Linked DNA regions of Homo sapiens: region 2 is linked to region 1. A link is a loop called in an ENCODE intact Hi-C map of the cell type or tissue named here. Cell type or tissue: endothelial cell of umbilical vein. All regions are shown on one strand. Each heading gives the region's core, and the rest is flanking DNA. Links, peaks and the distances in the headings are about the cores only. Region 1 overlaps LOC105376325 (a long non-coding RNA gene). Region 2 holds the start of LOC124902310 (a long non-coding RNA gene).

What was found. Hi-C counts contacts between places; a loop is a spot of excess contacts. Peaks named below come from ENCODE experiments on the same cell type or tissue, not always from the same donor. Only the 100,000 strongest peaks of a DNase experiment are listed, where the experiment ranks them.
Region 2: it touches region 1 in a loop (6-fold over the local background); 3 of 110 quality-filtered maps call a loop at or near these places.

What each region holds. Positions count from the first base shown.
Region 1 is chr9:136,623,264-136,639,983 of GRCh38, reverse strand. LOC105376325 (a long non-coding RNA gene) reads left to right here. Exons shown (of 3, transcript XR_930446.4): 3 at 1-97. Among named protein-coding and RNA genes, the nearest start is that of LINC01451, 14 kb to the right of the region's middle. RefSeq lists enhancers at 8,154-8,685, 8,686-9,217, 9,400-9,519, 9,750-10,281. In endothelial cell of umbilical vein, for the core only: CTCF peaks have their summits at 8,378 (motif pointing right) and 9,387 (motif pointing right); DNase peaks (open chromatin) are centred at 8,403 and 9,403.
Region 2 is chr9:136,507,749-136,516,984 of GRCh38, reverse strand. NOTCH1 (notch receptor 1) reads left to right here. Exons shown (of 34, transcript NM_017617.5): 10 at 891-1,004; 11 at 1,269-1,502; 12 at 1,585-1,695; 13 at 2,283-2,475; 14 at 3,448-3,593; 15 at 3,851-3,964; 16 at 5,714-5,833; 17 at 6,180-6,332; 18 at 7,024-7,252; 19 at 7,914-8,115; 20 at 8,600-8,753; 21 at 8,846-9,030. LOC124902310 (a long non-coding RNA gene) reads right to left here and starts at 7,512. Exons shown (of 3, transcript XR_007061865.1): 1 at 7,006-7,512. In endothelial cell of umbilical vein, for the core only: no CTCF peak of the experiment used is centred there; DNase peaks (open chromatin) are centred at 4,194 and 4,834; H3K27ac peaks cover 3,333 bases.

The sequences.
Region 1 (16,720 bases), core at 4,184-12,183:
CAGGCTCATTAGGATGGTTACTATTCAAAAAAAGAAAGTGGCCAGGTGCGGTGGCTCACGCCTGTAATCCCAGCACTTTGGGAGGCCAAGGCGGGTGGATCACAAGGTCAGGAGTTCGAGACCAGCCTGACCAATATGATGAAACCCCATCTCTACTAAAAATACAAAAATTAGCTGGGTGTGGTGGCAGGCGCCTGTAATCCCAGCTACTCAGGAGGCTGAGACAGGAGAATTGCCTAAACCCGGGAGGTGGAGGTTGCAGTGAACCGAGATCGCGCCATTGCACTCCAGCCTGGGCAACAAGAGCGAAACTCCATCTCAAAAAAAAAAAGTAACAAGTGTTGTTCAGGGTGTGGAGAGATGGGAGCCCTTGTGTGATGTTGTGGAATGTAAAACGATGTAGCCACTGTGGGAAGCAATATAGCAGTTCCTCAAACAATAAATAAATGGCCCAGGCGGGTGGCTCACACCTGCAATCCCAGCACTTTGGGAGGCTGAGGCGGGCGGATCACCTGAGGTCAGGAGTTCAAGACCAGCCTGGCCAACGTGGTGAAACCCCGTCTCTACTAAAAATACAAAAAATTAGCTGGGAGTGATGGTGGCCACCTGTAATCCTAGCTATTCGAGAGTCTGAGGCAGAGAATTGCTTGAACCCAGACATGGAGGTTGCAGTGAGCCAAGATCATGCCACTGCACTCCAGCCTGGGTGACAGAGCGAGACTCCGCCTCAAAAAAAAAAAAAAATATATATATATATATAAAATAAATAAATAAATAAGCCCAGTGTGGTGGCTCACACCTGTAATCCTAGTGCTTTGGGAGGCTGAGGTGGGCAGATCACCTGAGGTCAGGAGTTCAAGACCAGTCTGGCCAACATGGTGAAACCCCATCTCTACTAAAAATACAAAAAATTAGCTGGGCGTGGTGGCGGGTGCCTGTAATCCCAGCTACTCGGGAGGCTGAGGCAGAAGAATCGCTTGAACCCAGAAGGCAGAGGTTGCAGTGAGCCAAGATTGCGCCACTGCATTCCGGCCTGGGAGAGAGAACGAGACTCTGTCTCAAATAAATAAATAAATAAATGGGCCCAGCACGATGGCTCACACCTGTAATCCCAGTGCTTTGGGAGGCTGAGGCGGGCAGATCACCTGAGGTCAGGAGTTCGAGACCAGCCTGGCCAACATGGTGAAACCCCGTCTCTACTAAAGATACAAAAAAATTAGCCAGGTGTGGTGGCAGGCCCCTGTAATCCCAGCTATTTGGGAGGCTGAGGCAGGAGAATTGCTTGAACCCGGGAGGTGGAGGTTGCAGTGAGCCGAGATCATGCCATTGCACTCCAGCCTGGGCGACAGGGCGAGATTTCATCTCAATAAATGAATGAATGAATCAATCAATAAAAATTTAAAAAATAAAACAGATGGAAAATTCTGTCCTGAGCACTTGGGGAAGGCAGGGCCAGGCCTTGCACTGCCGCACTCCCGGCTGGTGTTTTGACACCTGTGCTTTCAGCTCCCAGGAGCAGAGCTGGGCTTCACTCATCTTCCCCCTCCTCTGGCTTCCCCCCATGTGACTGCAGCCTACGTTTTAAAGATTTTTACATCAACTTTTAATTTCAGAATAGATTTAGACTTACATAAAGGTTTCTCTTCTTTTTTTTTTTCCTGAGATGGAGTCTTGCTCTGTTGCCCAGGCTGGAGTACAATGGCGCGATCTCAGCTCACTGCAACCTCCATCTCCTGGGTTCAAGTGATTCTCCTGCCTCAGCCTCCCGAGTAGCTGGGATTACAAGCATGTGCCACTGTGCCCGGCCTCCAGTTTTTGTACTTTTAGTAGAGACGGGGTTTCACCATGTTGGTCAGGCTAGTCTCAAACTCCTGACGTCATGATCCACCTGCCTCAGCCTCCCAAAGTGCTGGGATTACAGGCATGAGCCACCGTGCCCGGCTAAGACTTACATAAAGGTTTCAAAATGAACCCGAGAGTCCTGTTAAGTTTTCACCGAGGAGGCCTGGGGCATGAGTCCATACAGCAAACTGCAGCCTGGCATGGCCTGAAGGCCACAGAAGGCTGGCCTCTTGTCACAGGGACTGGGTCCAGGTCACCGCAGCTGCCAGCTGTCAGTTGCCAGTGGCCGCTGATTTCAAGGCAAAGTGCCCAGCGGCCACCACCAAAACTGCCTCTGCGCATCACTTCCGTTTCCATGAACGTTGTGCAGCTCCAGGTCTGAATTTGTCCTGGTTCTAAGCCAATTTCAGAATTGTGAATGAAAGCCAATTAAGATTTTTAAGTTGAATTTGTTGCAATGTTGTCTCGTGACAGTTCCATACAGCCTGCACACAGTTTCTCTGATTATTTAACGTCTTACATTCGTGAGATGTGTTTGCTACCATTGATGAACTGGTATGTACCGGCAACTCTCTGTAATTTTTCTTTTTTTTTTTTTTTTTGAGATGGAGTCTTGCTCTTTTGCCAGGCTGGGTTCAACCTGGGAACCTCCTGGGTTCAAGCGATTCTCCTGCTTCAGCCTCCCTAGTAGCTGGGACTACAAGCACGCACCACCACACCCGGCTAATTTTTGTATTTTTAGAGATGGGTTTCACCATGTTGGCCAGGATGGTCTCGATCTCTTGACCTCATGATCCGCCTGCTTCGGCCTCCCACTGCGCCCGGCTGCATCTCACTGTAATTTTAATTTGCATTTCTCTGGTTCTACAGATGTTGAGCACTTTTCTGTGTTTTTTTATTTTTATTTTTTATTTATTTAGTTTTGAGTTGGAGTCTCACTCGGTCACCCAGGCTGGAGTGCAGTGGCAAGATCTTGGCTCACTGCAACTTCTGCCTCCCTGGTTCAAGTGATTCTCCTGCCTCAGTCTCCCAAGTAGCTGGGATTACAGGTATGCACCACCACATCCAGCTAATTTTTGTATTTTCAGTAGAGACAGGGTTTTACCATGTTGGCCAGGCTGGTCTTGAACTCCTGACCTCAGGTGATCAGCCTGCCTCAGCCTCCCAAAGTGCTGGGATTACAGGTGTGAGCCACCGCACCTGACCCCCACCTTTCTATGTTTATTGGCCATTTGTGTAATATCTTTTTTTTTTTTTTTGAGGCAGGGTTTCACTCTATTGCCGAGGCTGAAGTGCAGTGGCATGATTTTGGCTTACTGCAACCTCCGTCTCCTGGGTTCAAGCGATTCTCCTGCCTCAGCCTCCCAAGTAGCTGGGATTAGAGGGCCCACTACCACACCAAGCTAATTTTTGTATTTTTAGTAGAGACGAGGTTTCACCATGTTGGCCAGGCTGGTCTTGAACTCCTGAGCCCAGCTGATCCACCCACTTCGGCCTCCGAAGCTCCTGGGATCACAGTTGTGAGCCACTGCACCCAGCCATGAATGCAAATCTTTTGTCAGAGATATCTACAATGAATATTTTTCCCAGTCTCTGGATTGCCTATTCATTTTCTTCATGGTATCTTTTGATCAGCAAAAAAAAATTGATTTTGATAAAAATCTACTTTGCTATCAATTTCTTTTCTTGTATGTCTGGTGTTTCTGTGACCTGAAAGAAGTCTTTGCCTACCCCAAATTGTGACGATTGTCCCTCGTCTTCTTCCAGAAGGTCTTGGATTTTATGTTTAAGTCTATGTGACTCATCTTGATTTCATTTTTGTGCAGAGTGAAATAAAGTTAAGGTTCAATTTTTTTCTTTCTTTCTTTCTTTTTTTTTTTTGAGACAGCCTGTTGCCCAGGCTGGAATGCAGTGGCACAATCTCGGCTCACTGCAGCCTTCACCTCCCAGGTTCATGTGATCCTCCCACCTCAGCCTTCCGCTCCCAAGTAACAGGGATTACAGGCATGTGCCGCCATGCCTGGCTAATTTTTGTATTTTTAGTAGAGACAGGATTTCGCCATGTTGCCCAGGCTGGTCTCAACCTCTCAGACTCAAGAAATCCTCCTGTCTCAGCCTCCTGAGTAGCTGGGACTATAGGTGCGTGCCACCATGCCCAGCTAATTTTCAAAAATTTTTTTATAGAGACAGGGTCTTGCTGTGTTGCCCAGGCTGGTCTCCAACTCCTGGGCTCCCAAAGTGCTGGGATTACGTGAGCCACGACACCCGGCCTTAAAAGGATTTTCTACATGTCGGATCATGTATGTCTTCCTTTCCTTTTCCTGCCCTATTGCCCCGGGACTTCCTGCACGGCGCAGAGGGAGGTGGCGAGAGAAGCCCCCGGCCCTGCTCCCCACCTCGGCCGGGGCCTTCTGTGTTTCACCATCAGCCATGGCTTCAGCGATGGGTTTGGATAGATGGTCTTGTCGGTGTAGTTGGCTCCCTTCCATTGCTGGTTTGCTGAGAGTTTGCACCACGAACGATGACGCATTTTGTCATGATTTTGCCTGAGGGGATTACATGGATTTTTTTCTTATTCTGTTAACATGAATGTGAAAGTTGTCAGAATAAATATAAGGTCACTGGTGTTAAAACAACAACAGGCTGGGCACGGTGGCTCATGCCTGTAATCCCAGCACTTTGGGAGGCTGAGGCAGGAGGATCACCGGAGGTCAGGAGTTCCAGACCAGCCTGACCGACACGGTGAAACCCCGTCTCTACTAAAAATACAAAAATTAGCCTGGTGTGGTGGCATGTGCCTGTAATTCCAGCTACTCGGGAGGCTGAGGCAGGAGAACCGCTTGAACCCGGGAGGCAGAGGCTGCAGTGAGCCGAGATCGCACCACTGCACTCCAGACTGGGCAACGAGAGCAAAACGGCATCTCAATAACCAATAAAACACCACCACCACCACCACCAAACCGTGACAAACAGAGCTGGGCGAGGTCCTGAAGAGATGTGTCATGCCTGTGCCTGAGGAAAAAGACTATGGGCACCACAGCCCTGCACGAAGGCCTTGAGACCCAAACAATGCTTCTCCAAGGACGTCTGCTCAGCCACCGCCTGTCCAACCTCTGACTGGCCTCACCCCAGCTGTTGGTATTTGTAGCCAAGGATAATTTTCAAAACAACATGATTCTCCCCATTTTCCCTTAGAAACCCTCCTCTTCCTTTCCCTACAGGAATATGCACGTAGTTTACAGAGGCCAAGCATTCCCTTTGCAGCTTGCTAGTCCCAAATAAACAGCTCTTCTTTTAGGGAGTCCCTCTCTGTCTGTTAGTTAGCTGGACATGGTAAATTATGCTGATTGACTTTAGAAAGCTGAATCCTGGCCGGGCACAGTGGCTCACGCCTGTAATCCCAGCACTTTGGGAGGCTGAGGTGGGTGGATCACGAGGTCAGGGGTTTGAGACCAGCTTGGCCAATATGGTGAAACCCTGTCTCTACTAAAAATACAAAAATTAGCCGAGCGTGGTGGCGCGCACCTGTGATCCCAGCTACTTGGCAGGCTGAGGCGGGAGAATCACTTGAACCTGGGAGGCGGAGGCTGCTGGGTTGCAGTGAGCCAGAATCGCACCACTGTACTCCAGCCTGGGTGACAGAGCAAGATTCCATCTCAAAAAAAAAAAAAAAAAAAAAGGGGCCAGGCACAGTGGCTCACACCTGTAATCTCAGCACTTTGGGAGGCCGAGGTAGGCGGACACAAAGTCAGGAGATTGAGACCATCCTGGCTAACACGGTGAAACCCTGTTTCTACTAAAAATACAAAAAAATTAGCCGGGTGTGGTGGTTGGTGCCTGTAGTCCCAGCTACTCAAGACGCTGAGGCAGGAGAATGGTGTGAACCCGGGAGGCGGAGCTTGCAGTGAGCCCAGATCCTGCCACCGCACTCCAGCCTGGGTGACAGAGCGAGAATCCATCTCAAAAAAAAAAAAAAAAAGGAAAAAGAAAGCTGGATCCCTTGCCTTCCTGGGATAAACTCCCCTTGGTGTTGATGTATTATCCTCTTTATATATTGCACAATTCGATTTACTTTGCATTTATTTCATTACAACTTTTGTGTCTATGTGTTTAAAAAAAATTATTCTATTTGCTTTTTTTTTTTTTTTTTTGAGACGAAGTCTCGCTTTATTGCCTGGGCTGTAGTGCAATGGCACGATCTCGGATCACTGCAACCTCCGCCTCCCAGGTTCAAGTGACTCTCTTGTCTCAGCCTCCCAAGTAGCTGGGATTACAGGTGCACCCCACCACCCGACTAATTTTTGTATTTTTAGTAGAGACGGGTTTTCACCATGCTGACCAAGATGGTCTCAAACTCCTGACCTCAAGAAATCCGCCCTCCTTGGCCTCCCAAAGTGCTGGGATCACGGGCGTGGGCCACCACGCCCGGCCTCTATTTGCTTTTCAGGCAAGTGTTCTAGAAACTATTTTGTGTCCATGTCTGTGAGGAAAGTTGGCCTGTAATTTCCTTTTCCCATGATATCTCTTCTGGTTTTGAGCTTGTGGTAATGGTGGCCTCGAAACTTGTATTTCTGGGAAGAGTCTGTGTAGAATGGATATTATTTGTTCCCTAAATGTTTGGTTGCATTCACCAGGGAAGACATCTGGGCCAGGAATTGTCTTTGTGGGAAGGTTTTAGTTGTATATGGAATTTCTTTACTAGATCTAGGGCCATTTTGGTGATGAAACTTCTTCTGCCAGATCCAACAATTAGTGTCTTTCAAGGAATTTTTCTATGTCATCTAAGTTGGGAAATTTGTGGTCATAAAGCTGTTAATAAACTTGAGACGTTCACTGTCTCGCTGTCTGTGGGAGGTGAGATGGCGCCTCCTCTCCTTCCTGACACTTTCACTCTGTCGGTGTCTGTGGGAGGTGAGACGACGCCTCCTCTCCTTCCTGACACGTTCACTCTCTCGCTGTCTGTGGGAGGTGAGATGGCGCCTTCTCTCGTTCCTAAACGTTCACTCTCTCGGTGTCTGTGGGAGGTGAGACAGCGCCTCCTCTCCTTCCTGACACGTTCACTCTGTCGGTGTCTGTGGGAGGTGAGATGGTGCCTCCTCTCCTTCCTGACACGTTCACTCTCTCGCTGTCTGTGGGAGGTGAGATGGCGCCTCCTGTCCTTCCTGACACGTTCACTCTCTCGGTGTCTGTGGGAGGTGAGACGACGCCTCCTCTCCTTCCTGACACGTTCACTTTCTCGCTGTCTGTGGGAGGTGAGATGGCGCCTTCTCTCGTTCCTAAACGTTCACTCTCTCGGTGTCTGTGGGAGTTGAGACGACACCTCCTCTCCTTCCTGACACGTTCACTCTCTCGGTGTCTGTGGGAGGTGAGATGGCGCCTCCTCTCCTTCCTGACACGTTCACTCTCTCGGTGTCTGTGGGAGGTGAGACGGCGCCTCCTCTCCTTCCTGACACTTTCACTCTGTCGGCGTCTGTGGGAGGTGAGACGGCGCCTCCTCTCCTTCCTGACACTTTCACTCTGTCGGCGTCTGTGGGAGGTGAGACGACACCTCCTCTCCTTCCTGACACGTTCACTCTCTCGCTGTCTGTGGGAGGTGAGATGGCGCCTTCTCTCGTTCCTAAACGTTCACTCTCTCGGTGTCTGTGGGAGGTGAGACGGCGCCTCCTCTCCTTCCTGACACGTTCACTCTGTCGGTGTCTGTGGGAGGTGAGATGGTGCCTCCTCTCCTTCCTGACACGTTCACTCTCTTGCTGTCTGTGGGAGGTGAGATGGCGCCTCCTCTCCTTCCTGACACGTTCACTCTGTCAGTGTCTGTGGGAGGTGAGACAACACCTCCTCTCCTTCCTGACACTCACTCTGTCGGTGTCTGTGGGAGGTGAGATGGCGCCTCCTCTCCTTCCTGACACGTTCACTCTCTTGCTGTCTGTGGGAGGTGAGACGGCGCCTCCTCTCCTTCCTGACACGTTCACTCTGTCAGTGTCTGTGGGAGGTGAGACAACACCTCCTCTCCTTCCTGACACTCACTCTCTCGGTGTCTGTGGGAGGTGAGATGGCGCCTCCTCTCCTTTCTGACAGTGCTGATTTGTGGTTTCTTCTTTTTGTTTCCTTTGATTCGTCCAGCTGGAAATCTGTGGGTTCTGTGGATCTTTCCGAATCACTCACTCTTGCTTTCCTTGATTTTCTCTGTTGTTTGTCCACTTTTTACTTCATTTCTGTCCACTCGTGTTTTCATTATTTCTTCTACCTTGTTTGTGCTTAATTTTCTTCCTTTAGTCCTTGATGGGGTCTGGAGCTCTGTCCTAAGGGGTCCTGGGTTCCCTGGAGGGGCAGGTTCGTTGGGGAACCCAGGGCTCTGAGTCCTGGCCCAGACTGTGATGGGGACTGAGGGGTGGAGCAAACCGGGGGCTTGGCGGCTTCTGCCCTTACCCAGGCCTCGGTGCTCCCTGGCCCCGGGTGGCTGTGTGCCTCCTCGGCCCCAGACATCCATGGTGGCCCTCCTGGGGATCCGGCAGCTGAGTGGGCTGGACATGGAGTTGTCAGCAGCCACAGGAGGGCAGCACAGCCCCAGGAACAGTCGTATGTGTGATAGAGTGTGTGAGAGCATGTATGTGTGTATGTGTGGGAGCATGCTTGTGTGGTGTGTGTGTGAGCATGGGTGCGTGTGTGCGTGTGTGAGCATGCGTGTGTGTGTGCGAGCATGGGTGTGTGTGTATGTGTGCGTGTGTGTGAGCATGTATGTGTGTGCATGTATGTGTGTGTGTGAGAGAGCATGTGTGCGTGTGTATGCGTGTGACCATGCCTGCGTGCGTATGTGTGTCAGCATGTGTGCAAGCATGGGTGCATATGTGTGCATGTGTGATCATGCATGCAGGTGTGTGTGTGATCATTTGTGCATGTGTATGTGTGAGCACGTGCGTGTGTTAGCACGTGTGTGAGCATGCGGGAGTCTGTGAGCATGCGTGCGTGTGTGTGTAAGCATGTGTGTATGTATGTGTGCGAGCATGTGTGTGAGCATGCATGCGTGTGTATATGTGTGAGCATGCATGCGTGTATGTATGTGAGCATGTGTGCATGTGTGCGTGTGCGAGCATGCGGTAGTCTGTGTGAGCATGCGTGTGTGTGTGCAGGCATGTATGTATGTGTGTGAGTATGGGTGCGTGTGTATGTGTGCACGTGTGAGCATGCATGTACGTGTATATGTGTGTGAGCATGCATGCGTATGTGTGTGTGAGCACGTGTGCTTGTGCGTGAGCATGCGGGCATCAGTTTGTGAGCATGCGTGCATGTGTATTAGTGAGCGTGGATGGGTGTGTGCAAGCATGGGCATCTGTGTGAGCATGTGTGCGTGTGTATGTACGTGTGTCTGCCAGTGTGTGCATGCACATGGAAGCATGTGTGTGTGTGTAAACCAAGTTTCTTCAAGGCATGCGTCTAACAGGGCTTCTCTGTTCCTCCCCATCTAGGGCCCCTCCCCTTCTCAGCCCCCTCCTCATCTGAGCACCCCAGGGCATTGAGGGCTACAGCCCTCCCACACGCAGCCTCCACTTGGCCCGGTGGGTGGCGCCAGGTGTCTGGGGAATGGTCGCAGGCCAGCGTGGGTGGGAGGAGACGCTTTGCTGGAAGACGCTGGAGGCCGATTCACCCCAACCAGTCCCTCTCCAGTCTCTCCTCTGCTCGGGGGTCTTTGACTCCTTCCCCCACTCCCAGAGCCCCTGGCTCAGCTCCAGGAGCTGGTGGGCAGGGGGCACTGCCCAGCCTCTGCCTTGGACAGCTGAACTCAGAAGAGTTGTGTTTTCATTTCCCCTTGGTCATTTGTGAAGCCCTGGCAGGTGCAGGCTGGGAGTGGCTGTGGCCGGCAGGTGGGGGTGCAGGGGTGAGGCAGCGAGTGGTCCTACAGATATGCGGGCAGACATGGGCACAGCGGGACCCAGCCCAGCCTGGGAGGAGTGGGGAAGGGGAGACAGGAGTCTGGGGTCTAGGGGGTGAGAGCTGCTGAGGGGCAGCCTGGGGCTGGGCAGGACAGGCCCATGGGAGCCAGGTTGGGGGTCCAGTGTGAGATTCCCAGCACCAGACCCCAGTCCAGGATGGGTCTTGGGCACCGCAGTAAGGAGACCAGTGGGGGCTGTGAGGAGGAGACGGTGCCTGAGGGAGTGGAGCTGGGGACAGGGTGGTGTCGTCGCCCCCCTCCCCTCCCCCCTGCAACAGGCAGGGCTGGGGCCTTCACTGTGACACGCCTCGGTTGGGCAGCTGGGGTGATGGTGACCCAGCTGTGGGGAGCAGCTTAGTTTGAGAGGTTATGGGGTGCAGAGAGGAACTGTGCAGGCTAAGAAGCATTTGTGCTGTGCCAGGGTGGGTGGGGTGAGGTGTGCCCAATGCCCCAGGTCCCCCGCCCAACAAATCAGAGTCGCAGCATATGGCTGGCAGGGCCTTTGTTTGCCAAGAAGGGAGAAGGGGCTGGGAAGCCCTGACCGGGCCCAGGCTCAGGGGCCTTGGGCAGCCACCAGGCCTGGGTGTCCTAGCTGGATAGCCCTCGGCTGGCCCAGAGTGATGGGTCCTGATGCCACCAGGAAACCAAAGTGCAGAGTGGTGGGCACAGGGCCCAGGCGAGGACCCCAGTCTCCAGGGACCCCCCAGCAAGACAGGCACAGGTGCAGCCGCCTCCACCCTGCCCAGCCCTCTCAAGCCTTGTTCAGTGGCCCCGTGGCTGTTCCCACGATCCATCCCGGGGCCCCACTCCCCAGCTGGACACAGGACAGAGGCGGGGGAATCCCGGACACACAGGTTGCTGGGGAGAGGAGCCGAGGGCCCCAGGGGCAAACCCAGGGCAGGGAGCCTGTGGAGTTCCCGCTTGCTCACCTGTGCCATCAGCTGCAGCTTCTTCCTCGAGGTGCACAGGGCGGTGTCCGAAGCCAGGATTCTGAGTGGCTCTCCCAGTGTTCACAGGACAGGCAGGTCCATGAGGCAGGGTTGCTACCACCAGGCCCGGGGGGCCTGCCCTGCGTCCTTGAGGGGCTGCTGGGGGCCAAGGAGGGTGGGCGGGCCATGCCCAGGCTGGGGGTCAAGGGCAGAGGCCGTGGGAACCTGCGCAGTGACAGGAAACGCTGGGGCCTGATTGATGGCAGCTTCCCTGAGGGAGCAAGAAGGCAGGGGGAGGCGCTCGCCCACAGGTAGGGGGACAGAGGGCCGGCTGGCAGCTGGCCCGGCGTCTGTCCCTGGGCAGGCAGACCCCAGGAGGAGTCCCGGGAGAGAGGGCTGAGCTCTAGCTGGAAGACACAGTGATTGTGGGGCCGGGGGGAGCTGCCTCACCCCATCGCCTTTCTGGAATACTGGGTGAAGACCCCTTGACCGAGATGACACTCCCCTTTCCGCCAGCACCACAATTTCTTCCTTTGGCTTTTAGGAACCTCTCTGGAGACCCTCTTATCCAACCCTCCCTTGTACAGGTGGGGAAACTGAGGCCTGGGGCTCGGGCCAGCCACTTGATCTCCCCGGCAGCCAGCTTGGGCCTCAGCACCCCTGCTCACTGAGTCCCCAGAAAGCTGGACCCAGGCCCCACCGTAGCCGACCCCAGCAGCAGTACTTTCCCCGGAGCCCCAGCCCCCACCTTCCACGCGCCCCGCCCGCAGCCCCCAACTTCCACGCGCCCCGCCCGCAGCCTCCAGGATGTTGCGGGATCTCGTCCAGCTGCTGCCACCTCCGGCCGCTGTGGCCACAGGCACGGCTGCTGGGACCAGCTGGCCTCCACAACCGTCTCTGCGACCCCCCTTTCTTCCTGCCTCTTCTCTCCCGGCCCGATGGCTCTGAGACGCTTTTCTAACCCCTCTCTCGGTCCCCATCTCTGAGCTCTGGCATCCCCTGCGGGCCGACTCCGGCTTTAGGCCCGAACACCAGCACCTGGGAGGCTTGCAGGGCCTCACAGAAATATTTTAATTTCTTTTAAAATCAGGAGAAAAAAACTGAACTTTTAGGGCCAAGAAAATGCTTTAATACATAATATGAATATATTTGTCTTTATGCCAGCACAGACATAAAATATGATGTTGTTTACTACTTTTATTTTTGTGGAGGGGTGCTCAGGAAGATGCCCCGGCCCCATCCATGTGGCGCCGCAGCCCTGGCCCGAGCTGGCCCACCCCCGAGATGGCCACTGTGTTATCACCGCCTTGGCCGGGCCCACCCTGCCTGGCCTTGCAGCCCTGGGGGTGGAGCGAGTCTGTGTCTGTGCCGGGCAGATACAGTGATGGCACCTGCCGGTCTGGTGGCCCCGTCGAGGCGCCTCAAGGGCACCAAGCCCACCCATCATCTCCCTGCCCCATTCTCCAGGTCCTTTGGGCCCAAAGCCTGTGGGGTGGCCCCGTGGCTCCATGAACCTGGGGATCTTCCAGCCAACATCCGTCTCCCGGGGGCAGGGAGGGCTCCCCACGCTGCTGGTGCCAGGAGAGCTTTGAAGCACCCCAGAGGCACTGTAAACCAGGTAATGAGGGTGATTAAATCTCATTCAACTCAGAAAGGAAAAGGATCTTCTTCGGGGTGCCAGGAGCCGGCACCAGCCTGTGTCCTCCACCAGGCGGGGATGACCGTGAGAAGCACGCTAGGACAGGCAGGGCCTCGGCTTGGAGGCTGTGGAGCAGTGCTGATGCCTGCATTGCAATGAGCTTTGCATCCATCTCTGCCACACCTCAGGACGTAGGAACCATGAGTACCCGTCTTTGCAGCTGGGGAAACAGGCTCCACAGTTCCGCGGCTGCACCAGGTCATGGAACCCTTCAGGTGCCGCCACCACCAGGCAATGCTGCCTTCTAGGGGCAGAGCACGGGGCTCCCTGGATGGGCTCAGACTCGGCACTGGGCCTGCCTCTCCCTGGGGCTTCACTACCCCAGCCCCAGCCAGTCCTGGCAGCAGCAGGGAGCTGGGAGCCAGCCTCCAGCCCCTCCCCGTGCTCCAGCTGGGCTTCCTGGGTCCCCCCTGCCCCCAGTCCAGGTGTGGGCTGGGATGGTGTGGGGGGCGGCGAGGTGGGCAGGGCAGGGGGCTGGACACCACTTCTCTGGGCTTTTCTTGAGAAAGGGCCCCTCCAGCCACGCCCTCCTGGGCCGCTATCAGAAGCCAAACACAGAGCCGGGGAGTGTCAATACCTCAGGCCTCCACCTGGCAGCTGGTGCCCGTGAGCCAGGGGCCAGGCGGGAACTCCGTAGACCCCTCTGAGCCCAGAGCTCTGTGCTATTTTTAACACCACTGGGAGAAGTCAGGCAAATAGTGTGGGCCCCTCCCCACAGCCCTGTGACCTCCACCCCTGTGTTTGCACTCTCACTGGGCAAACAGGCGGCGATAAGGCAGAGATTAGAGGATCGCTCAGCTCCCAATAAACAGCTTCTTCTCCCCCAGCATGGGATTCCCAGCACCAGACCCCAGGCTGGCAGCTGCAAGGGCTGAGAGTGCAGGTGCCCCCGCCCTGCCCCCACCCCTGCCCCCGCCCTGCCCCCACCCCTGCCCCCGCCCTGCCCCCACCCCTGCCCCGCCCTGCCCCGACCCCTGCCCCGACCCGTCGTGGCTCTGGCTTCCCGGTCCGAGGCATCTCCGGCACCCCGGGGCACACCACCAACCCAGGAGCCCCTGCCACCCCCGCAGTCCCACCCTGCAGGTGGGCATCTGCCGGACGGGGTTGGGGTTTGTCTCCAGCAAGGGCCAACCAGGTTGGGTTTGGATGGACATGGTTGGAGCTCGGCCACCATGCACCTGCTGTCTGCTTTGCCGTTGCTGCCCCGTCCAGCCTGGCTCTCCACCTTTTGGTGCTGGCTAGGAAGAGTTGAGGTGGTGGAGGGGACGTGCTGACACACAGCAGGCACTTGGCAAGCCGGCGACCTGGCCTCCCAGCCCCACACTGGCCTGCCTGGCTCCCTCAGCTGCCCTCCGGCCTGCGCCTGGCCTCCCTCCTGCACCCGCTCCAGCTGGCCCGAGTTCCCTTGAAAGTGCAGGGCCAGGAGGGGACATGGCAGCCAGGGAGGCATGATGGGGCCCAGCAGAGTCGACAGTCACTTCCAGAGTGGCGGGAGGCGCTCGCCCTCGGCAAATGCCACTCGGGATGGACTCAGTCTGGGGTTTGGGCAGAGTTTGAGTTGGAGATCCGCAGAGCTGAGGCTAAGGTTGGTTTGGAGCCAGGGTCAGTCTGTGCCTGGGATCAGAAGCCAGGCTCTGATTGAGGTCAGAGGTCACCCCGTGGCTGGGATGGGAACTCATTCTGTGCCTGGGTCAGGGCTCAGGCTATGGCTGGGAGCAGAGTTTAGTTTGTAGCTGGGATCAGGGGTCAGTCTATGCTTTTGACCAGGGCTCAGCTTAGTCTGGGATCAAGGGTCAATTTGGGCTGGTGATGGGGGCTCAGTCTGTGACCAGGGTGAGGGGTCGACCTATAGGTGGCCTCAGGGGTTAGTCTGCGGCTGGGGTAAGGACTTGGTGTATGGCTGGGATGAGGGTTCAGTGTGTGACTGGGATCAGAGGCCAGCCTGTAGCTGGGATTAGGGATGAGTCCATAGCTGGAGTAGACACGCAGACTGTGTCTGTCAAGACTTAATCTGTAGCTCGGATCAGGGCTCAGACTGTAGCTGAGATTAAGGATCAGACCAGGGCAGGGGCTGGAGTTCAACCTGGTCTGGACAGTCTCTGCCCCTGCCCCGGCCGCCCATTTTTCCCCAGCTGTCCTGGGTCAAGTTGCTGCAGCTGAACTTTGCTTCCTCTTTGGATCAGAGCGTTCTTGGCCAGCACCCAGCAGCTGATTCCCCAGGGGAGAGGCCCCGTTCCCGCCAGCCACATTCCCACGCCGGCCTGGGAGGCTGCCAGAGAGTGGCTGGGTGTCGGGGGCTGCCTCCCAGGGGACCTGCCTCTCACCCTGCCCAGCTCTGAGGACAGCACGAGATTCCTGCAGATGGAGCTCCTAACCTGTGAGTTCCCTTCCCCAGAGCCCAGTGTCCCCGTTCCCGCCTTCCTGCCCAGGGCGAGGGGCCGGGGAGATGGAGGGCTTTGCAGGCCTGCAGACCAAGGTGGGAGAGGCCGGGCGCTTCCCCCAGGTTCTGTGACTCAGGAAGCCAGCCATGGGTCTGTATCTCCCTGGGCCTCGGTTTCCCCAGGAACAGAGTGGGCAGGGGTGATGGCTGGACGGGAGCCATCCAAGGCCCCTCTGGCCTGTCTCTCATCCCAGTGTGACAAATCTGACTGGCCAAGGATGCACGGGGGCCTTGGCTGCTCCTGGGGGCTGACAACAGCCTGGGTCCCTATAGACCCATTGAGGCAGGTGGGTCCCAGGAGGAGCCAGTTTGTCCTTAGAACCAGAGGCCCATCCCAGGAGTCTGCGGGTGAGACCTCCAGGTGAGGCATCACCTCCAGCGGGTTCGTGCAGGGGTCGAGGCCTGTGTGGCCAGAGGGGCCCGGCTGGCTCTGAGAGACTGGCTGGCGGCTGGAGCAGGTCTGGGGCAGGTGCACCGTCTGAGGGTGACTCCGCCCAGCTCCCAGCTCCAGGGGGCTGAGGAGCCCCAGCAGTTCTGGGTGGACAGCTCTGAGGTCAAAGCCTGGGGCTGGGTGAGGCTGAGAGCCAGGGGCCACAGGGCTCCATCCCCAGTCCTCAGGCTCAGGGGCCCTTAGGAATTCCTGACTGCACGTCCTGAAGGCACAGCCACCACACAGCTGGGCAAGAGTCCCTAGTGTGCGGCTTCCTCCTGGGAGCCTCCCAGCAGCTGACGTGGCCCCGTCATCCCACTCTCCAGAGAGTAGCGCTGAGGCTGAGATGCTGCTGACCATCCCAGGCCCTGACAAGGCGTGGTGTGTGCTGTGCGCACAAGATCCCACATGGGTGCTCTGACCAGGTTCCCCAAATTCAAAGGGAGAACATGGAGGACCAGGGAGGGACAGGGCCTTGGCCCAGGTCTCTAGGTCCAAGTTTTGGGAGCTGCCTCTCTCTGATGCCCCCTGTCCTCTCTGGGGACCGAGCAGGCTGGGACATGTGCAGTGGGGGCTGGGCCTCCTGCAGCCCCACGAGATCCTGCAGCTGCTCAGCCGGTGTTGCAACCGGGCTCCCCCACTCCAGACGTGTCCCAACCTGCAGCGGCCCCTGCCCCTGGGCCCAGAGGAAAGCCTCGCCCGCCTTCCCAGGGCCAGGACAAGCCCCAGCGAGGCCTGGCCCCCGTGCCAGCTCTGAGCGTGAGAAAGTGCTGAGCCGGGGAGGAGGGTGTGGAGTGGCTCCAGGTGAGTGCCCACCTTCTTGAGCCCAGCCCCCAGCTTCTGCCCTTCCTGGCCGCTGACCCTGGCCCTGTCCTGGAGCTGGGGCAGAGAGTACCAACCTCCAGCCCCTCGGGGGCTGGCCCCTGGCTGCAGCTCCCACGCCTGCCCCTCAGCTCTGCCCCTGAAGCAGTGCGTGGCTGCACACAGCTGGCGCTAAATAGCTGTCTCCATCAGGACAGGAGGCAGAGCTGGGTGTCTGGCCATGTGGCCAGCAGGGGTCTGTAGGGGTGGAGGAGGCTCGCCAGAGCAGTTCCTTCCTTGTTGGAGTCACTGATCTGGGCTGTGGTGGGCCCTGGGTCAGGTGTGGGGCCTGGGCCACCCCAGAGATCCCTGCTGTCCTGCTGTCCCAAGAGCCAGACACAGAGCCCAGAGTCTTTGGGCCTCCTTGGCAGCCCTGGGGTTCCCAGGATAGGGAGCCCCACATTCCCAGCATTCACCCAGGGCCCCGGGAGCACCGAGGCCTGGTCTCTGGGTCCCAGGAGTGGCCCCGGGTCCTTCGTGGGCCACTGGAGAGAAGGAAGGAGAAAGGAGGAGGGGCCCAGAGCCAGGAGTGCACGGGGCCTCCCTGAACCCTGACCCTGAGGGGCATGAGCCCACGGTGGGTGTGGGGCAG
Region 2 (9,236 bases), core at 1,073-9,072, 120 kb after region 1:
TCCTGAGGGGTGCCTGGCCGTAGGTTGTGTCCCCTGCCCCTGGGCCGTCTGCACCCCGGCCTTCTGAGGGGGGCCTGGCCATTGGTTGTGTTCAGATTCCCAGGAGAGCGAGGGTTTTGCCTCATGAGTGGATGGGAGTGTTTTCAGACTTCCCCGAAGGAAGGGCAGGGCCCAGTGGGGAGTGGGAGCTTGCCCAGGGGTCGCGGTGGAGCCCAGGGCCAGGAGATCCTCCTTGATCTGGGTGCAGCCCCTTCTGCCTGGAGAGAAGGGTATACCAGGAGCTGCAGTGCCCAGACAGGGAGGAGGCTCCAGCCTGGCTTTCTGAGGGCTCGATGCTGGGAGGGAGGCCAGCCTGCCCTGTCCTGCCATGTCCCCTGCCCAACGGCACGCCAGCGACAAGGGTATGCAGAGAACCACGTGGGGCAGGTTGGCCTGCAATGGAGATGATGGCTGCCCGGGGCGGACTTGGAGGAACTCTCAGGGGCCTGGGTGAAAGGTGTTTCCATCTGTCCCAGAGCTGGGGGCCGGGGCGCAGAGCCCAGGGAGGCGTTGCCAGCCCAAGCCTAGGCTCCCAAGACATAGATTACCCGTCCCAGACACTGGAGCGAGGGGAGCCCCATTCTCAGCCCGGCTCCACTGTAGCCATAGCAACCCAGTCGGTTTGGGAAAAAGGCCCCTTCTGTGGGAGCGAGGGCGTGTGGTGCTGGGGGAGGGGCTTTGATCCGGGGAGCGGGCAGCGGGAGGCAGGGAGAGCTGGAGCTGGCTGAGCTCAGGCTGAGTGTGCCCTGGGGAGCCCAGCCAGGCGCTCACTGCTGGGGTCTGGCCAGGGGTCCCTGAAGGGCCATAGTGCTGTTGCACATGACTCCCTCCCCTCCCCTCCCCGGCCCCAGGCTTCACTGGGCATCTGTGCCAGTACGATGTGGACGAGTGTGCCAGCACCCCCTGCAAGAATGGTGCCAAGTGCCTGGACGGACCCAACACTTACACCTGTGTGTGCACGGAAGGTGCGGGCTGGCGCCCACCAGCGGGGAGGGACTGGGGACGGGACAGGGCACTCAGGGCAGTGAAACTGACAAGGTCATGGACACCTTGGTCTGGGCCACCTGGTCCAGAGGCCGAGAGCACAGCTCAGCCCCAATCCTGAGTAGGTGGGAATGCCACGCTCGGAGCCCTCCTCAGGTTGGCACAGGTGACCCCAGGTCTGGTCATGGGTGTCCCGGGGGCCGCCAGTCCTAAGTCTTCCTGTGCCCGCCCCTCCCACGGTCCAGGGTACACGGGGACGCACTGCGAGGTGGACATCGATGAGTGCGACCCCGACCCCTGCCACTACGGCTCCTGCAAGGACGGCGTCGCCACCTTCACCTGCCTCTGCCGCCCAGGCTACACGGGCCACCACTGCGAGACCAACATCAACGAGTGCTCCAGCCAGCCCTGCCGCCACGGGGGCACCTGCCAGGACCGCGACAACGCCTACCTCTGCTTCTGCCTGAAGGGGACCACAGGTGGCCGGCCAGGCGGGTGGCCGGCGGGGGGCCAGTGGGCAGGGCGGGCCTGAGGACTGACCGACACGTGCCACCCCTTCAGGACCCAACTGCGAGATCAACCTGGATGACTGTGCCAGCAGCCCCTGCGACTCGGGCACCTGTCTGGACAAGATCGATGGCTACGAGTGTGCCTGTGAGCCGGGCTACACAGGTGAGCGGCCCTGCACGTGGGGGCTGACTGCACTGTGCTCAGAGGTCAAGGTCAGCCACTCTGCCCTGGGGCTGCTGAGGGGTTGGGTGAGGGCTTTGGTGCTGCCCACCTGGGCAGACCGTGGTCTGCAGCAGAGATTGCAGCGGGACCAGGGCTATAACTGGCAGCACGATGGGTCCCCCCGACCCCTCTTGTCTCCGGTCAGAGCTGTCCCAGGCCGTGTTGGCAGAGTGGCCCAGCAGGCCAAGAGGGAGCAGCCAGCCCTGAGGCCAGGCTTAAGTACCTTCTGCCTCTGTGGCTCACCAGCACCTTTGAGCAGGTCCCTCTGCCTCTCTGGGCCTCAGATTCTCATCAGTCAGGGCTGCAGTAGCCCCTGCCCCTGGGGCCCCTGGGAGGATGACTTGAGTGGGCACTGGTGCCCGGGGAGGCTGGCACATGGCACATTGTGATCCAAGATGGTTTCTGACACCTGGAAGGATGTGGCCAGAAGGGTGATCGCCCCGGCTCAACAGACAGGGAAATCGAGGTTGACGTGGGTGGGACCCCCTGGGCGCTGGGCCTCGGAGTCTGACCCGCCCTGCCCTTAGGGAGCATGTGTAACATCAACATCGATGAGTGTGCGGGCAACCCCTGCCACAACGGGGGCACCTGCGAGGACGGCATCAATGGCTTCACCTGCCGCTGCCCCGAGGGCTACCACGACCCCACCTGCCTGTCTGAGGTCAATGAGTGCAACAGCAACCCCTGCGTCCACGGGGCCTGCCGGGACAGCCTCAACGGGTATGCGGCGGGGCCGATCATGGGGACACATCAGTCCTAAACCCTGGGAGCTCTGCTGCCAGGAGGGTGGCACCTGCACAGAGCTTGAGATGGGCCAGAAACGGGCCTCGGACGGGGCTGGGTGGCAGGGAGCTCCCCTCGGGGACGCACATGCCTCTGGGTCCTCAGTCAGACTACAGTCCACACCCAGCAGCTGTGTGCTGCGTGTCCTTGTGGGCTGCATGGTGTGCTCAGGACACAGGCCCACAGTGACCCTGGAACACGTTTCCATGGTAACAGCCGCAAGTGTTTCTGATGCCCATGATGTGCCTGGCAGCACTCTGCCTGGATGGGACCATTTAAATCAGCAGGGACCCCATTGCCCTCATTTGGCGCAGAGAAGGCACGTGCTTTGTTCGGGGCCACACAGCGGGCAAGTGGTGGGGGGCTTTTCGCAGCACCCTACTGCCCTGCACTTGGCATGGTCCCCTCGCTAATGAACCAAACCCCTGCCGCAGTCTTGGGTATGGGAAGCGCTGCGGCCCCCACTTTTTTCTTTATTTTGAGACAGAGCCTTGCTCTGTTGTCCAGGCTGGAGTGCAATGGCATGATCTCAGCTCACTGCAACCTCCACCCCTCAGGTTCAAGTGATTCCCCTGCCTCAGCCTCCCGAGTAGCTGAGATTACAGGCATGTGCCACCACACCTGGCTAATTTTTGTATTTTTAGTATATATGGGGTGGGGGAGTTTCGCCATGTTGGCCAGGCTGATCTTGAACTCCTGGCCTCAAGTGACTCAGCCACCCCCGCCTCCCAAAGTGCTGGGATTACAGGTGTGAGCCACAGCGCCCAGCCTGCCCCCACTAAAGGACTCTGCGAGTCTGAGTGGATGGGCACCTCCGCCAGCCCATAGGGCATTGCAGACCCGGGAGTGCCCAGGCCCCGGCCGTGCTGCTCGGGCCTCCCTCGACCTGCAGTGTGGTCCCCCTTGCAGGTACAAGTGCGACTGTGACCCTGGGTGGAGTGGGACCAACTGTGACATCAACAACAATGAGTGTGAATCCAACCCTTGTGTCAACGGCGGCACCTGCAAAGACATGACCAGTGGCTACGTGTGCACCTGCCGGGAGGGCTTCAGCGGTGAGTGGGCTGCGCGTTTCTCAGTGCAGAGGGCCGCCCTCGAGTCTGGGGAGCTGGAGACACAGGATCGGGACCCAGGTCCAGCCAGCACCATGCATGGTGTCTCCCTCCCGTGGCAAAGCCTTAGCTCCAGGCCTCTGGCTCTTGGAGATGAGGAGGGGCCTGGGGTGGGGAGCAGGCCCAGGGCTGCTGTTGTGGGGCCCTGCCAAGGTGCCTGGGAGTGCTGGACATGCCGAGTGCTGTCCCCTTCCCTCCAGGTCCCAACTGCCAGACCAACATCAACGAGTGTGCGTCCAACCCATGTCTGAACCAGGGCACGTGTATTGACGACGTTGCCGGGTACAAGTGCAACTGCCTGCTGCCCTACACAGGTGAGGGGTGGGTGGGGCCTGTGCTGGAGGGGGCGGGGCCTATGTGGGAGGGGCGGGACCTGTGCTGGAGAGGGCGGAGCCTGTGCTGGAGAGGGTGGGGCCAGGGGTGGGGGCGGCCTGGGAAGCCGTGACTGGAGGGTAAAGTGGTGGCTTTCTTGGGGCGGGGCCTTCCAGAAGGTTCTGCGCCTCACTGAGTGCCTTAGGCCCCTGCAGTATGTGGGCCTTCTCCCGGGGGTGGGGTTGGCAGATTAGCAAAGATACAGGATGCCTGGGAGAAAATTTTCATGCAAGCATGTGTTTTACCTGGCAAGCCTGCCGCAAGACACAGGTAAGATGCAGGTGAATCCTTAGCAGGGCCGGGCCTGGGTCACTGGGCTCCGTGCTCCCGGCGCCCACCCTGCTGGGGTCTCTGGGGGCCGGGCTTCCCCACCCCCGCCAGCCGGACCTGAGGGATTCCTTTGATGGCGGGCTCTCTTTGTGTGAGCGGAACAAGGAGCCCTCTGTTTGGGCTGAGCGGGGAGGGGGATGTTCCCCCAACTGTCCAGCCCCTGCTATGAACCCAGCCAAGGGGATCACAGGAAATGATCTCCTCTAGAAAAGACAAAGAAGAGTCCACAAGCACCGGGGTCCTGGCGCTCCCCAGGAGCGGGCAGAGGGTGCTGCCACGGGGCCTGGTCAGGGAGGGCCTGCCTGGGCCAGGCAGCCGGGCTGGAGGTCCCACGCCTGCGGTTCCCATGACATCCAGCAGCCTGTGGCCAGAACGCTGTTTTCTTTGACCGAAGTTAAGGACCTGGGTTTTCTCTCCTGTGTCAGTCAGTGAGGACCCTCCCTCCACGGCTGGGCGCCCCTGTCCCTTTCAGACACGTCGATCGGGCCGGCAGGAGGAGCGGCGGTGCTGACCCGCTTCCTATCTGCCCGCTTCCTGCTTCCTTTCGCACAATTGTCGGAAACTCTGGCGCAGTTCCTGCCTGCCCGGGTCACCGTGGAAACCAATAGGAAGAGAGGCCCTGGAAAGTCGCCCCAGCAGGCCAGGGAGATAATGGGGGACAGGGAAGATAACGCAGTCCCCACGGCTATAAACAGGAAGCTCGGCCATGGGCTTGTGCAGAAAAAGGCCCTCGGCTGTGCACGTGGTTCCCACATAGCCTTTGCCAGACACCCTGCGTGGCCCTGGAGGTCTCCAGGCCGTGCCCCGTGCCCCGACACGCAGGATGTGCTGGGGGCCTGGGCCTGTCCCCTCCATCGCAGCCCTTGTTTGTTGGCCTCCCGTGATGGGCGTTTGCTGCCTGTGACACGGAGCCCCAGGATTAGTTTCAGGCCTCGGTCTCAGGCCAGGGCCTTTCCTCGTCACCCAGAGATGAGGGGGCTTGCGTCCGGGGTGGGCCCAGGTCCCTGCAGTGTCGTGGAGCCCACCCGACTGAGGCCGCCTCTCCTGGTGCAGTCCTTGTTCCTGGGCACGCCTGGTGGGGTGAGGCCTAGGCTGTGCCCCGCTGCCAACCGGGAATGAGGGGTGGCTTCTGAGCGTGACATTTGTGCAGCTTGTCTTCAGCGTCCCCCCATCTGTGCTCCACTCCTCCCTGGGTCAGGGTCCTGGCACAGCCGGGAGCGCTCAGGGGTCTCGGTGCACATTTGCCTCCCGGCGGGACCAGCAGACGGCACTCTGATGGCGGAAAGACCAGCAGGCGGTGGCCGATTTGGGAGATCCCTCTGGGTGAGGCTCCCGGGGTCACGTGTGTCTCCTTCCCGCAGGTGCCACGTGTGAGGTGGTGCTGGCCCCGTGTGCCCCCAGCCCCTGCAGAAACGGCGGGGAGTGCAGGCAATCCGAGGACTATGAGAGCTTCTCCTGTGTCTGCCCCACGGGCTGGCAAGGTGAGGCTGGCCAGGGCCCGGTGAGGGCTGGGATGGGAGGTCAGGATGTCTGCGGGACACAGGCAGCTCCCAGGCAGGCTAGATGAGTCTTTGAAGAGGAGCTGGTGGGTGCTGAGGAGGCCCTGGTCGGAGAAGTTCTGGAATCAGGAATTGACCTGGGAGCACCGTTCCCAACTCCAGTTCCTGTGACCTTCTTAGGCCAAAATTAGGGGAGAGGGGATGGTCCTGGGGTCACGGAAGCCTACTCCTGGGTCGGGAGAGGCACTGTAGGTGGGTGGGCCAGCCTGGGAAGGGCCTGGAGGGCCAGGGGCCGCTGGTGACCAACCGGCCTCCTCCTGCCCCGCAGGGCAGACCTGTGAGGTCGACATCAACGAGTGCGTTCTGAGCCCGTGCCGGCACGGCGCATCCTGCCAGAACACCCACGGCGGCTACCGCTGCCACTGCCAGGCCGGCTACAGTGGGCGCAACTGCGAGACCGACATCGACGACTGCCGGCCCAGTGAGTAGCCCCGCGGCTCTGGCCTCCTCCAGGAAGCTCTCAGGCCTCAGTTCCCCCGGGCAGGGTTGGTGCGCATGGTGCTGGCCATAAGCACCCAGGGAGGCCGGAGTGTGGCCGGGGAGGGTTGGGTCAGGTGTGGGGGATGTGCTGAGGGATGGCCAGGGTGGTTCAGGAGGGCCCCAGAGCCGGCTTGCTCCTCCCTGCACTTCGCGGAAGAGTCACGAGAGCCCCTCCCACGGCTCTTCACTGAGCCGAGGATGGCTCGGGCCCGGCCTGCACTCCCGCCTGGCTCATCGGGCCCCGCTGCAGGCCAGGGCTCTCAGGCCTCCCAGCCCTGCTTCACAGAGGTTGAGGTTGGCAGAAGCCGGGGGTCTTGCTGGCATCACCTGGCAGGCAGAGGCAAGAACTGTCTCTCCTCCCCTGCTCGGTCTGTGAAGCCTGCAAAGCTGCCCCCTGCCCTGGAGCTTGAGGACAGGAGCAGGTGGGGAGAGAGACCCCAAGCACAGGAGACGGGTGTGACGCAGCCTGTGGGTGCTGGGGCTCCCCACCAGACACCTTTGTCACAGGGCTGCTTGCCGCAGCCTCGGCAACGAAAGGCTGGGCTGTCCCCAGCCATGCAGCCTTCCCGGCCCCCTCCCGCAGGTGTGGGTTTGTGCCTGCCCCTCACACTCACCCTTCCGTCCTCTCCCAGACCCGTGTCACAACGGGGGCTCCTGCACAGACGGCATCAACACGGCCTTCTGCGACTGCCTGCCCGGCTTCCGGGGCACTTTCTGTGAGGAGGACATCAACGAGTGTGCCAGTGACCCCTGCCGCAACGGGGCCAACTGCACGGACTGCGTGGACAGCTACACGTGCACCTGCCCCGCAGGCTTCAGCGGGATCCACTGTGAGAACAACACGCCTGACTGCACAGAGAGGTGTGCGGGGCTCGAGTGAGGCCGTGGAAGGGAACGGGCGGTGCGGGCCACACGCAGTAGCTGGCAGCCTGGCACACCATGCAGGCGTCCGCCTAGGCCGGCTGGGCACTTAGCGCTGGCTGCATTGAGTCCAGACATTGTTCATTGTACCGACCTGTCCCTCCTGAGAGGGCCATTGTGACCTCCTCCTGTGTCCCGCACCAGGAGCGCCGGTAGTCTGTCCTGAAGAACTGGTGCGCTTCCTTCTATTAGACAACGAGAACTCTGTCCGTTCTTGTTTCCTTTTTGCCGTGTTTGCCAGGAAGCTCATTTGGTAAACGTCAGTCTCGTCCCTGGTTTCTGACGTAATTACCTCCCGTGTTACCAGGACGGTTTCTGGTTTCTCCCTCATTTACTTTAACCACCCTATGCCCACGCGTTTGGTAAAACCACTCTCGACCTGACTTATAAAGAAAGCAGGGGAGGGAGGTGTGACGTGGTGTGAGAGCCGGGCCCCGGGTTCCCACTGGCCTCCCTGGGTCAGCCAGGCTGCCCTGGGCCTGTCCTGGCCATCAGGCCCCTAGGGTTGAGCAGAAGGGGAGGTGCTGGCGAGGCAGAATCTGCTGGAGCGGGGACCCACCAATGCCCTCCACTCAGCCCCCGCCTGCCCACCCCCTTGCAGCTCCTGCTTCAACGGTGGCACCTGCGTGGACGGCATCAACTCGTTCACCTGCCTGTGTCCACCCGGCTTCACGGGCAGCTACTGCCAGCACGATGTCAATGAGTGCGACTCACAGCCCTGCCTGCATGGCGGCACCTGTCAGGACGGCTGCGGCTCCTACAGGTGCACCTGCCCCCAGGGCTACACTGGCCCCAACTGCCAGGTGAGTGCGCCGGCCACAGAGGTGCCCGAAGGAGGGGCCCTGGGTGGGTGCCTACCTGCGGGAGGTGGGAACGGTCACCCCAGGTCCCACTGTGTCGGCTCGGGGTCACCCCCACACCCCCGGGCAGAGGGTTTCTGGGGATCTGAGCAGCCGGTGAAGGAACCTGATGCGGAAGCAGCAGGCACCTTCGTTTCAATCCCAGGTTTCTGGAGCCGGGGCAGGAGCTCAGGAATTGGGGAATTGAGGAAAAGTGTTCCTTCTAGCAAAGGCCGAGGGTGGTCTGGACCTGCTGAGGGCCCTGAGGGAGACCCAGCCCAGGCTGTTCCTGGTGTGGGGGTGGTGGGGAGTCCAGGGGCGGCAGTTTCCACTTCTGTAGAATGGGTTGCAGCCTGGGTTGGAGTAGGCCCCTTGGCAGATGTGCGTTCTGAGCTACCGGGGAAATGGCCGGGGCGCGGGCACCCAGCTGACCCCAATCTGTCCCCAGAACCTTGTGCACTGGTGTGACTCCTCGCCCTGCAAGAACGGCGGCAAATGCTGGCAGACCCACACCCAGTACCGCTGCGAGTGCCCCAGCGGCTGGACCGGCCTTTACTGCGACGTGCCCAGCGTGTCCTGTGAGGTGGCTGCGCAGCGACAAGGTAACCTGCTGTGCCCACCCAGCTCGGGTCCCAGCCCATCAAGGTCCTCTGTGGGCCTGGGCCTCACCTGTCTACCACCCCATCCCCCGCAGGTGTTGACGTTGCCCGCCTGTGCCAGCATGGAGGGCTCTGTGTGGACGCGGGCAACACGCACCACTGCCGCTGCCAGGCGGGCTACACAGGCAGCTACTGTGAGGACCTGGTGGACGAGTGCTCACCCAGCCCCTGCCAGAACGGGGCCACCTGCACGGACTACCTGGGCGGCTACTCCTGCAAGGTGGGGGTCCCTCCTAGGGTAAGGGTTGTGGCCGGCACGAGTGTTGCCACACACCAGGCCCTGGCTGGGAGCTGGCCCAGTGGAGAAAACTGAACCTGATAGGCCCATGCACTGTTCAGTCTCATTAGGGGAGGGCTGGGGTAATCAGGGTAGACTGCCTGGAAGAGGTGGCCTGTGGAAAGCCTGAAGGAGGGTACCTATACTGA